Linked DNA regions of Homo sapiens: region 2 is linked to region 1. A link is a contact called in ENCODE Hi-C or POLR2A ChIA-PET data. All regions are on one chromosome and are shown on one strand. Each heading gives the region's core, a stretch centred on a gene start or an enhancer-like site at or near the end of the contact. The rest is flanking DNA. Distances are from core to core; before and after follow the strand shown.

Region 1 (6,461 bases), core at 225-2,724:
GTGTGGTGGTGCACACCTATAATCCCAGCTACTCAAGAGGCTGAAGCACGAGAACTGCTTGAACCCAGGAGGCAGAAGTTGCAGTGAGTCGAGATCGCGCCACTGCACTCTAGCTTGGGTGACAGAGCAAGACTGTCTCCAAAAATAAAAGGGAGGGGGGAAGGGGGCAAAGAAAAATTCCTGTACTAAAGACTATGACACAACCAAAAAGTAAACTGACAGGTGTATACTAAAATCCTCAAGCAAGGCAAATTGATCTTGGTGATATATAATTCCAAGAACTCCAACCTTAATTTTCTTCCTGAAATATTTTGTCTTTTGGGTTTTCATTTTTAGGGATATTATGTCTAATTTCACCATGAAAAATACAAGTAGGTTTCACTTCACATAAATTGTTTTCAAGAGAAACTATACTCTGAAAAGTAAAAGATATATTTTATAAATGATTTTTCACTGAGAACATAGGGAAAGAAAATGAGTTTTACACCAGGGAGAATTGTACTCAACCCTCTGGCCCTGCTACTAACTTGTATGACCTTTGTCTTCATTTATTTACCTTAAAATACATTTTTTAAGAACTGGCATATAATAGGTACTTTTTCTATTTTTATTTTTTGAGACAGAGTCTCACTCTGTCACGTAGGCTGGAGTGCCAGTGATGCAATCATGGCCAACTACAGCCTCAACTCCCTAGGCTCAAGTAATCCTCCCACCTCAGCCTCCCAAGTAGCTGGGACTACAGGTACATGCCACCATGCCCAGCTAATTATTGTAATTTTTGTAGACAGGGTCTCTATGTTGACTAGGCTAATCTCAAATTCCTGGCCTCACGCAATCCCCCAAGTCTTGGCCTCCCAAAGTGCTGGGATTACAGGCATAAGCCACCGTGCCCAGCTAAGCGGTACTCTTAACAAATGGCTATTGGTATGATTATCAAAGGGATTGCTAGCTATATAAATTTTTCCCAGGAGGGCCTTTGGGCAATAAAACTACATGTTACTATGCCAGAAAATACTTGACCAGTTAGGTTTCATAGTTCCTATGGAATTCTTGGTTCTAAGGATATTTGTGTTTAGTAGAAAGAGCTTTAAATAAGAAAAAAGAACACTTCTTTTCAGGTATTTAATTTTCTTAACTTCCAAAAGATAGAAAATACTACCTGGCATATCTCACACTTAATACTCCACAAGCAGATATATATGTTCCTTCGTCAGACAGAATTGTGCTTTCCTATATTTCCATAACTACGTACCAGAAACTGGCCAGCAATACTTGAAATTGCAACTTGGGCTATCCAACCATGGTGGTATGATGCAAGAGCAGCTTACTCCCCCTGATATTTAAGAGGCATATGCTGTGCAAGAGCTAGAAAATCAGCCAGCACCACCTAACCACAATGTGCTATTCTCACTTCCTCTCTGAGTCAAGTTTGCTAATCAACTCCTCAAAGAAAGGCCATAGTGATATTCCATCAGGTAAAAGGGAAGAGCACAGGCTTGTTCTCTTTAAGGCTGGGACAACTGCCAGGACTTTTCTGAATAAGACCTACTCTTTATGTGTATCCTTGCAATCATAAGATGTAGAATGTAAATGAATATACAAGCTAGGAATGGTTTCCTTAAAAAATGTGAAGTGCATATTCTCTGCTTGAAGGAAAGAAGACAGGAAATAGCATCCAACCCAACTACAGAGTAACTTAACAGCAGTCAGATTCAGAAAATGTGCTAACCCAATTTTCAGGCACAATTTTCTGGCCCTTCAAAGGCTGGAAATAAATGCAAGCATTCTGAGCTTGATTTCTCTTGGGAATGGCAGAGAAAGTTAAAGTTTTCTCCAAATTAAGCTTCATTTATCTACTTACGTTCTTAGAAACTGTAAAAGAAAATCAATATAAGTTTTTCAAAATACATACACACAACTATATATGCTGTGTATATGAGTATACATAAACTGTCTTTCATTAGAAATGAAATTTTAAGGAAGGTGGCCAACAAATCTAACATTAAAAAAATAAGGAAACAGGCTAGGAGTGATGCCTCACACCTGTAATCTTAGCACTTTGGGAAGCCAAGGCAGGCAAATCACTTGAGGTCAGGAGTTCAAGATCAGCCTGGGCAACATGGTGAAACCCCGGCTCTACTAACAATACAAAAATTAGCCAGGCGTGGTGATGTATGCCTGTAAGTCCAGCTACTTGGGAAGCTGAGGCATGAGAATTTGCTTGAATCCAGGAGGCTGAGGTTGCAATAAGCCAAGATCGTGCCACTGTACTCCAGCCTGGGCAACAGAGCAAGACTCCGTCTCAAAAATAAATAAATAAATAAATAAATGATAAAAAATAAAATATCAAAAAATAAAACATTTAAAAAAGAAACAATCATGCCTAGATAACAGAAAATTGGAAAAAAGAAAGCCATACGTTATTGTGATAAATTCTACAACAAAATTCAAAGCCATTTTCAATTTCTCAGTTATTGGAGTATTGCTGCTATTATTAACAATATCTTCATTACTTAATACATTTTGATTCATCGTTTTTTGGTTATTTTTGTTGTTGTTGTTGTTTGTTGCTGTTGCTGTTTGAGACAGAGTCTCACTCCGTCACCCAGGCTGGAGTGCAATGGCGCCATCTCGGCTGACTGCAACCTCCGCCTCCTGGATTCAAGCAATTCTCCTGCCTTAGCCTCCCAAGTAGCTGGGATTACAGGTGCATGCCACCACGCCCGACTAGTTTTGTATTTTTAGTAGAGATGGGGTTTCACCATGTTGGCCAGGCTGGTCTTGAACTCCTAACCTCAGGTGATCCTCCCATCTCGGCCTCTCAAAGTGCTGGGATTACAGGAGTGAGCCACCATGCCCAGACTGATTCACCAGTTTTTAAGACCACTATCCAAGGACAACTCTGTGAGGCAGACCGAATTAGTTCTGTTTTATATGTGAAAAACTGAGAAAAATATGTTAAGTGACTTATCTAACAGTACAAAACTAGTTAATGTGACAGCCAAAACTGGAACATAAGTCTTCTAACTCCTAGATCTTTCTACTAATCCAGTGGTTTCAAATTTTATTTTACCCCCAGAATCTTCTTTCAAACTAATTTTTTGTAGAATCCCACTAATTTAACAGATAAAACTGGAGCTCCTCCAACTAAAATGGCTATTAGGGCCAGAGCCATGTATATTTCAGTTGGCTTCTCCCTCCCCCATGATGGGCTTTGAGACTTCTGGGTAACATCATAACTCCAAGGAGCAAAATGTAAACCATTAAAAGTTATCTCCCTAATTGCCCAAGGAAATCCATAAAGTTCTAATCCAAATATGAATAAGACTAATAACCAGTAAAATGATACCTCTCGCAGCTACCATATCTAAGACTTTCATAATCATAAATATATATTAATGGAAATAAAAGTTATATCCCATACATACCATTCCAAAGATCATGGCCACATAGAGTTTACTAATTACAAAACTGCTCCTATGCACTGTGTGACAGAATGGGAAGGAGCTGGGCAGGGTGTATCCCATTTATTTGGCAATATTACCATCTCGTTTATAATTCTACCTAAGCTATTTGTTTCCCAAGTTAAATATAGATACCTTCCTTCAAATAAAATCTTATGCAGAGAGCATCTTATGAGCTATTCTATTGTAGTTAAATGAGGCAGGGGGCAGGCAAAGCCAGACAAGCCTCTCCAAAGCAGCCCAGGCCTCTTGGAACATTACGACAGAGGCATGACTAGCAAAAATAAAGGATTATTTCCAAGTTTCCAAGTGGTTCTTGAAATGCAAATGGTAAAGAGCATACACTGTTGATGGACTGACATCTGAAAAAGGAGAGGTGATAATACCTGATTTATAGGCATAAGTAAATATACTTGAATGCAAGGTACAACAAAAACTCATTGTCCCCAATCACCCCAATAAACCACTATATATCACTCATCTACAAATGGCTCGTAAAACAACAAGAAGAAAGTATTATTTTAAAAAGTCCTACCACAAGAGTATGAGCAGTAATCAAAAAGCAGGTTAAGTTTACTAATCCTAGGGGCCAAACAGAAAGTAAATTTTAGTTTATCTTTGAAAATAAATCTTAAATTCAGAATAAAACCAAGGTGGAAGTGATGGATGGTCTATGTATACAACCACCAATGACAGGCTATGTCTACAAAGCATCACGAACATTAGAACTGATGTCAAAGTTTAAATCATATAAGGTCAGGAAACAACAACAACAAACAAAACAAAACAAAGCCCCTTACATCAGCTCCAGAGGAGCCACTATCAGCTGCACTTCTTTCTAACTTCCAAAGACATACCATCCAATACATTAGCTGTTATACCTAATACCATATCCTGCAGTTGTAATACACAATAATTTAAAGACTACGAAGACTATGTGGTCTTCAAAAAGAACAGCAAACTGGAATGTAAGTTTGTTTTCTCCTTGCCTATGTTACAAATTACTCATGTGAGCTAAAAAGCAAGTAATTTTTTTCTCAAGCCTTTTCATTTGTTAAAAAGGATTTTAACAGCTGCCCTACTTATTTCACAGTATCATTGTAAGGATATGATAAAACAATGTCCATAAAACACTATTTAAAGTATTATTATGTAACTTGTCAGTGTGAAAGATACTCATTTTACCAACCAATCATAGCAAATAGAAGGTTTATCTTTGTTTACTAAACTTGAAAAGATTCCATATTAATTTAGCATTGTTGTCTCAAGAAGAAAAAAATCCCTACACCTTTTTTCTAAGAAACCATCCTAACTTTGTGTGTGTGTGTGTGTGTGTGTGTGTGTGTGTGTGAGAGACAGGGTCTCACTCTATCACCCAGGCTGGAGTACAATGGAGTAATCTTGACTCAATGCAGCCTCCGCCTCCCAGGATCCAGACATCCTCCCACCTCAGCCTCCTGGGTAGCTGGGACTACAGGCACATGCCACAACACACGGCTAATTTTTTGTATTTTTTTTTAGAGACAGGGTTTTAGCATGTTGCCCAGGCTGGTCTTGAACCCCTGAGGCTCAGGTGGTCTGCCCACCTCAGCCCCCCAAAGTGCTGGAATTACAGGCATGAGCCACCATGCCAGCCCTGCTTTTTTTTTTTTTTTTTTTTTTAATTGAGACAGAGTCTCACTCTGTTGCACAGGCTGGAGTGCAGTTGGCATGATCACATCTCACTGCAGCCACAACCTCCTGGGCTCAAGAGATCCTCCCACCCAAGCCTCCCAAGTAGTTGGGGCTGCAGGCATGCACCACCATGCCCAGCTAATTTTTGTATTTTTTGTAGAGAGTGTTACACCATGTTGGCCAGGCTGGTCTTGAACTCCTGGGCTCAAGTGATCCACTTGCCTAGGTCTCCCAAAGTGCTGGGATTATAGGCATGAGCCACCACGTCTGGCCAAAAAACCATTCTACCTTGATTGCTACAGCTTATACACATACTCTGGCTCTCTCTCAACACACAAACATAGAACTGGGAATCCTCACCAATCAGAGGTCACTATCAATAAAAACTTATTTCAATTGCCTGAGCAGTTTTCAGTTGAGCTTTGAATTCTAGCCTAATAAATATGTATTGGAATAAAGGGAAAATAAGTATATTGTGAAAACTTCTAGAGAAACCATTAAATGAGAGGTGCCATTTCTTTTCTTTAAGTATCAGTATACAAAATAATACTATTCAGTTAAACTTATCATGAATGCCTACTCCACTCTATCCAAGGCCCTGTGCTGCAGAGGTCTGTGCTGTAGTAGTGTGGATCTTCAAGCTTAGACCTGCACAAATTTTTATCTAAATCAAATACTGAAATCATATCCCAAACTTCCTACATGCTTCACAGAAGGAAACATAAGAATTAAACATGTGAAATGATTATCTTACACAGAATAGTCATTGGATAACAGTTTTTGGCTGTCATGAGAGCAAAGATGATGATGAAGCAAGTAATTTGAGCCTCATGCTGCTAACAGCTTCACTTATTGCTTGGTTCTCTTTAATGTCTGTCTAAACTGAAGCTCTCACAGTCTAGTATTCAGAAACATAGGATGAGACTTTTTTTTTTAAAACTGTTTCTCCTTAGAAATCAAAGGGCAAAGGCAAGTCAGGTATTTTGTACATTGAGAAAACCTTACCAGTCATCCATACACATAGTGACTGGCAACTATACTGTGTATTTTATACTATAACAACTTCCTGGTCAAGGTAGATATGGCCCAATTACAAAATGATGAGTTGAGCCTTAAACATCTGAAAACATTTAGATGTTCATGAATAGTTGAAGCAAAAATGACAAAATTTTAGCAAGTAATGAAATTAGTGGTAGGTACACCAGTCTTCACTGTATTTTTCTTTTCTTTTCTTTTTTGAGACTGAGTCTCACTCTATCGCCCAGGCTGGAGGGCAGTGGCACGATCTTGGCTCACTGCAACCTCTGCCTCCCGGGTTCAAGC
Region 2 (6,047 bases), core at 2,992-5,491, 44 kb after region 1:
GGGCAGACAGTAATGAGAATAAGCTCTTTATAACAAAAATACTCCCTTTGGAAACATCAAATATCAGAAAAGCTACTGTTAAAAATTCCATGTCACTCAATTCGGTATCAATAACTAGAATATAATTTTTAAATATCCAGTTCTATGGCGGGGAGATAAAATGAAATTTTTTTTGAAGTAATAAAACAAGCCAGGTGTGGTGGTGTGTGCCTGTAGTCCCAGCTACTTGGGAAGCTGAGGCAGGAGGACAGCTGGAGCCCAGGAGTTCGAGTCCAGCCTGGGCAACACAGCAAGACCCTGTCTCTAAAATAATAATAATAACAATAAAACAAAAGAATAAAATTAATTGGTTGTTTGATAAAATCTTACATAATTTCACAATGCCTTATAGCCAGGCTTGGTTTGATATACTTCAACTGTATAATGCCTTATCCATGTGATGCACTAAGTAAATTATTGTTAAGTGAATGTATTTATCTTAGCTTTGAAGCCCATCTTCAGCCAAACAGCTCATTCACAATAATACTACTGTGAAATTATATACTACTTTATACTTTCCCATAAATTTTCAAAAGTTAATTGCCATTGAATCTGGGTTCTCTATTCCAGCATCCAAGAAGACACAGTAACTAAATATAAGCTCAAGCATAGTAACATGCCTTAAATTTGCACAGTAATCTTTAGCATACCATAGCATTTTCACATCTACAGGCATACTTCATTTTATTGTGCATCACTTTATTGCACTTCACTTTATTATAATTCACAGATACTGCATTTTTTACAAATTGAAGGTCTGTGGCAACCCTATATTAAGCAAGTCTATTGGTGCCATTTTTCAAATAGCATATGCTCACCTTGTGTCTCTGTGTCACATTTTGAAAATTCTCATATTTCAAACTTTTTCACTATTATTTATATCTGTTATGGTGATCTGTGATCAGAGATCTTCAATGTTACTAGTGGAATTCTTTCAGGGCGCCATGAAACATGCCCATAGAAGACAGATAAACTAACTAATTGATAAATGTCTTGTGTTCTGACTGCTCCAACCACTGGCCATTCCTTCTCTTTCCCTCTCTGCAGGCCTCCCTATGACCTGAGACACACAATATTGAAATTAGGCCAACTAATAACCCTACGATGGCCTCTAAGTATTCAAGTGAAAAAGTCACACATATCTGATTTTAAATCAAAAGCTAGAAATGTTTAAGCTTAGAGAGGAAGCCAAGATAGGCTGAAAGCTAGGCCTCCTGTGCCAGACAGCTAGCCAAGTTGTGAACGCCAAGGAGAAGTTCTTCAAAGAAATTAAAAGTGCTACTCCAGTGCACACACAAATGACAAGAAAGCAAAACACAGCCGGGCGCAGTGGTTCACGCCTGTAATCCCAGCACTTTGGGAGGCCGAATTGGGCAGATCACTTGAGGTCCGGAGTTCGAGACCAGCCTGGACAACATGGTGAAACCCTGTCTCTACTAAAAATACAAAAATTAGCTGGGCGTAGTGGCGCACGCCTGTAATCCCAACTACTCAGGAGGCTGAGGCAGGAGAAATGCATGAATCCAGGAGGCAGAGGTTGCAGTGAGCCAAGATAGTACGACTGCACTTCCAGCCTCAGCCTGGAGGACAGAGTGAGACTCTCTCTCAAACAAAAAAAAAAAAAAAAAAAAGAAAGCACAACAGCCTTATTGCTGATATGGAGAAGGTTTTGGTGGTCTGGACAAAAGATCAAACCAGCCACCACATTCCCATAAGCCAAAACCTAATCGAGGGCAAGGCCCTAACTTTCTTTAATTATATGTAGGTTGAGAGAGGTGAGAAAGTTTACAGAAGAAAAGTTTGAAGCAAGGTTGGTTCATGAGGTTTAAAGAAAGAAGTTGTCTCCATTAACACAAAAGCACAAGATGAAGCAGCAAGTGCTGACGTATGAGCTGCAGCAAGTTATCCAGAAAATCTAGCTATTTGATGAACGTGGTTACACTAAACAAAAGGTTTTCAATATAGATGAAATAGCCATATATCGGAAAAAGATACCATCTAGGACTTTATTTTTTGTTTGTGAGTTCTCATAAAATAGGACTTTCACAGCTAGAGAGAAGTCAATGCCTAGCTTCAAAGGACAGGCTGACTCTCTTGTTAGGGGCTAACGCAGCTGGTGACTTGAAGTTGAAGCCAATGCTCATTTACCATTCAGAAAACTCTAGGGCCCTTAAGAATGATGTTAAATCTACTCTGCCCGTGCTCTATAAATGGAACAACAAAGCCTAAACAGCATATCTGTTTACAGCATGGCCTGCTGAATTTAAAATACTCAGCTGAATTTAAAATATTCACAGTGCGCTTAATATTTTACGTAAAACTACTGCTCAGAAAAAAGATTCCTTTCAGAATATTACTACTCACTAACAATGCACGTAGTCACTCAAGAGCTCTGATGGAGACGTACAAGGAGATGTTATTTTCATGACTGCTAACACAGCATTCATTCTGCAGACCACGGATCAAGAAGTAATTTTGACCGTAAAGTCTTTTTTTTTTTTAAGAAATACATTTTGTGACCAGGCATAGTGGCTCAAGCCTATAATCTCAGCACTTGGGAGGCCGAGGTGGGCAGATTGCTTGAGCCTGGGAGTTCAAGACCATTCTGGGCAACATGGCAAGACCACGTTTTTACAAAAAATACAAAAAAACTAGCCAAGCGGGGTAGTACGCATCTGTGGTCCCAGCTACTTAGAAGGCTGAGGTGGGAGGATCACTGTGAACACAGGGGGTCAAGGCTGCATAAGCCAAGATGGCACCATTGCACTCCTGCCTGGGTGACACAGCAAGACCCTGTCTAAAAAGAAAAAAAAAAAAAAAGAAAGAAATACATTTTGTAAGGCTATAGCTGCCATAGACAGTGATTACTCTAATGGATCCAGGCAGAATAAACTGAAAACCTTCAGGAAAGGATTCACCATTCTAAGTGCCATTAAGAACATTCACGATTCATAGAAGAATGTCAAAATATCCACATTAAAGGGAGTTTGGAAGAAGTTGATTCCATCCCTCATGGATGACTTCGAGGAGTCCAAGATTTCAGTGGAGGAAGTAACTGCATATGTGGTGAAAACAGCAAGAGAACAAGAATTAGAAGTGAAATCTGAAGATGTGATTGAATTGCTGCAATCTTATGATCAAACTTGAATGGATAAGAAGTTACTCCTTATGGAGGAGTAAACAAAGTGGTTTCTTGGTATCTAGTCCTAGTAAAGATGTTGTGAACATTGTTGAAGTGACAACAAAGGACTTAGAACATTACAGAAACTTAGTTGATAAAGCAGCAGCAGGGTTGGAGAGAACTGACTCCAATTTGGAAAGAGGTTCTACTGTGGGTAAAATGCTATCAAACAGCATCACATGCTACAGAGAAATCTTTCATGAAAGGGAGAGTCCACGGATGCAACAATCTCATTGTTGTGTTATTTAAGAAATTGCCACAGCCACCCCAACTTTCAGCAATCACCACTCTGATCAGTAAGCAGCCACTGACATCAAGGCAATTCAAATCCCACTTCTGACACACACACACACACACACACACACACACACACACACACACATTTAGAAAACAAAAACAAGACATCAAGGCAAGACCCTCCACCAGCAAAAAGAATATGACTAGATGAAGGCTCAGGTAATCATTAGCATTTTTTAGCAATAAAGTTTTTAGGTTTTTTTTGGGAGATGGGGTCTCTGTTACTCAGGCTGGAGTGCAGGAGCACAACCATAGCTCACTGCAGCCTCAAACTCCTGGGCTCAAGTAATCCTCTGACTTCAGCCTCTTGAATAGTAATAAAGTATCCCTTAATTAAAGTATGTATACTGCTTTTAAAGACACAGTGTTCTTACACACTTAATATAGTGTAGTATGATATGGTATGGTATAGTATAAACACAACTTTAATGCACTAGGAAACAAAAAAATTCATGTGACTCGCTTAATTGCATTATTCACTTTATTGTGGCCACCTGGAACCAAACCCAAGGTATTTCCGAGGTATGTCTGTATTACTGCACTTGACCCTCATAATCAATTTTCAAAGGCAATGAGGTAGATGATAGTATTATAGTGCTCTTCACTCTCAACTTACAGAAAAGGAAACTGAAGCTTCAAGCAGTCAACTGATTTTTCTGAAAGCACCATGAGATAAGTGCAGGGCCAAAGCCTCAACAGTTAAGCCAGGTTTCCCTCTGATTAGCTGTCACAAGTGACTACACAGAGAAGTAGACTCGGTATCACTACCACTGAAAAAAATGTAAACTGGTACATTCTGTCAACAATGATACAGAGATGCCAGTCCCTAATGAGTAGCTACAATGCTTCAGTTGCTGGCCTTCAGAGATCCTGAGACATCAAACAATGATTTGAAGAGTATTACCACAAATTTTTTACTTAAAGTTTAGATGACTGAGTGAGGAATATGTAAGTGTTCTCAGAACTTAGAAGGCCAACTAGCTCAGTTTAACAGTGAATAGAAAAACTGAGAGATAAGATTGAGAAGGCAGTCTGGAGCCAGATTAAAGTACATCAAGTTTAGACATTGTTATATATACGTAATGAGGGGCCACTAAAGGCTAGGTAACTGGGAAATCATGATGCAACGTGTGGTTTAGAACGCTGAATCTGGCCAGTGTGGTGTCACACGCCTGCAGTCCCAGCTACTCCAGAGGCTGAGGCAGGAGTATTGTTCAAGCCCTGGAGGTTGACAATGACCAGCCTGGAAAACACAGCAAAACCCTGTCTCTCTTTTAAAAATGTTTTTAATGAAAAAAAAATTTTAAGCTGAATCTGATAACAGTAAGTAGTTGGACTGAAGTGAAAAATTTTCAGAGGGCTAGGGCAATGGAGCCTAGGAGAGGACAGCAGCAGTTAATAACTTAGTCCCCAGGGTAAGCCTCCCCTTGCCTCTTCTTTGCTATGCCCCTATCTGCTAGTGGCCATGGGGACTGGCATAAGCTCCAAACCAGACAGATCACAATATCCTCCTTTCTCTGGGCGCACTGACTGGTCCCAATTTAGGGCAGGAGAAATGATCTTGTCTTTTTGGGTCATAGTATAAGAAGGACATGAGGCTGGAGTTACAGACAGCATTTTCTTGGACCTTTTGGCAAAAGCATGTCTGCAAGAAAATAGAATGAAGTGAGAGTGGATTTTAATGGGGTGATATCCCTGTTTTATAGTTCCCAAGACCCTAGTTCCTGCAGGCCTTCCTGCAATTCTATAATGCTATCTCAGCATCCTTCCTACAGACAACCCAAAATTCCATCAACTATTCAATTTAAGCTGTATTCCTATCATTTGGAACCAAGAGTCTTGACTAAAAGAGGGTGGTGGCAGTGGGAACAGAAGAATGTAAAGGTAACAACACCAAGTAGAACACAGGCAGAGCAAGTGAGACTGGAGCTGAAAGAAAAACAAGCTGTCTTTCATTTCTTCATTAATATAAAAAATTATATGGTAAATATTACAACTTTCTGGTACATTAAAGATATTTCACATTACAATTCAATAAACATTTACTGAATATCTGCCTATTTACCAGATAGCAGGACCCCAAACCTCTGGCTATGCCAATCAATACAAATACAGGCTGGGCGTGGTGGCTCACACCTGTAATCCAGCACTTTGGGAGGCTGAGGTGGGCAGGTCATCTGAGGTCAGGAGTTCATGACCAGACTGACCAACATGGAGAAATCCCATCTCCACTAACAATACAAAAATTAGCCGGGGGTGGTGGCAGGTGCCTGTAATCCCACCTACTCGAGAGGCCGATGCAGGAGAATCGCTTGAACCCGGGAGGCGAAGGTTGCAGTGAGCCAAGATTGCGCCACTGCACTTCAGCCTGGGTGACAGAGCGAGACTCCGCCAAGAAAGAAAGAAAGAAGGAAAGAAGGAAGGAAGGAAGGAAGGAATTATTTTGTATAATATACTATAATTAAGTCAAATTATTTCCACTGACACCTTGCTTCACAATATTATGTCACAACTCAGGTAATTTGTATCA

What was found. Hi-C counts contacts between places; a loop is a spot of excess contacts on that map. ChIA-PET counts read pairs that join two places held with the same protein, here RNA polymerase II (POLR2A). Pooled maps may share reads with other maps.
Region 2: a map with no recorded cell type shows a loop between it and region 1 (8-fold over the local background). The contact joins two enhancer-like sites. A Hi-C loop is called at or near these places in 13 of 37 single-sample maps with no recorded cell type and 3 of 50 pooled maps. POLR2A ChIA-PET finds 5 or more read pairs at or near these places in 4 of 52 experiments (AG04449, BJ, GM12878 and 1 more).

What each region holds. Positions count from the first base shown.
Region 1 is chr2:62,034,409-62,040,869 of GRCh38, reverse strand. All of the region lies in intron 2 of COMMD1 (copper metabolism domain containing 1), which reads right to left. Among named protein-coding and RNA genes, the nearest start is that of COMMD1, 130 kb to the right of the region's middle. Within about 2 kb of position 1,474, at least 5 of the 41 ENCODE cell types and tissues checked have a DNase peak (open chromatin) inside an H3K27ac peak, as active enhancers do; they include GM12878 and OCI-LY7, where a contact is called at or near this core.
Region 2 is chr2:61,993,870-61,999,916 of GRCh38, reverse strand. All of the region lies in intron 1 of COMMD1 (copper metabolism domain containing 1), which reads right to left. Among named protein-coding and RNA genes, the nearest start is that of COMMD1, 91 kb to the right of the region's middle. Within about 2 kb of position 4,241, at least 2 of the 41 ENCODE cell types and tissues checked have a DNase peak (open chromatin) inside an H3K27ac peak, as active enhancers do; they include GM12878 and OCI-LY7, where a contact is called at or near this core.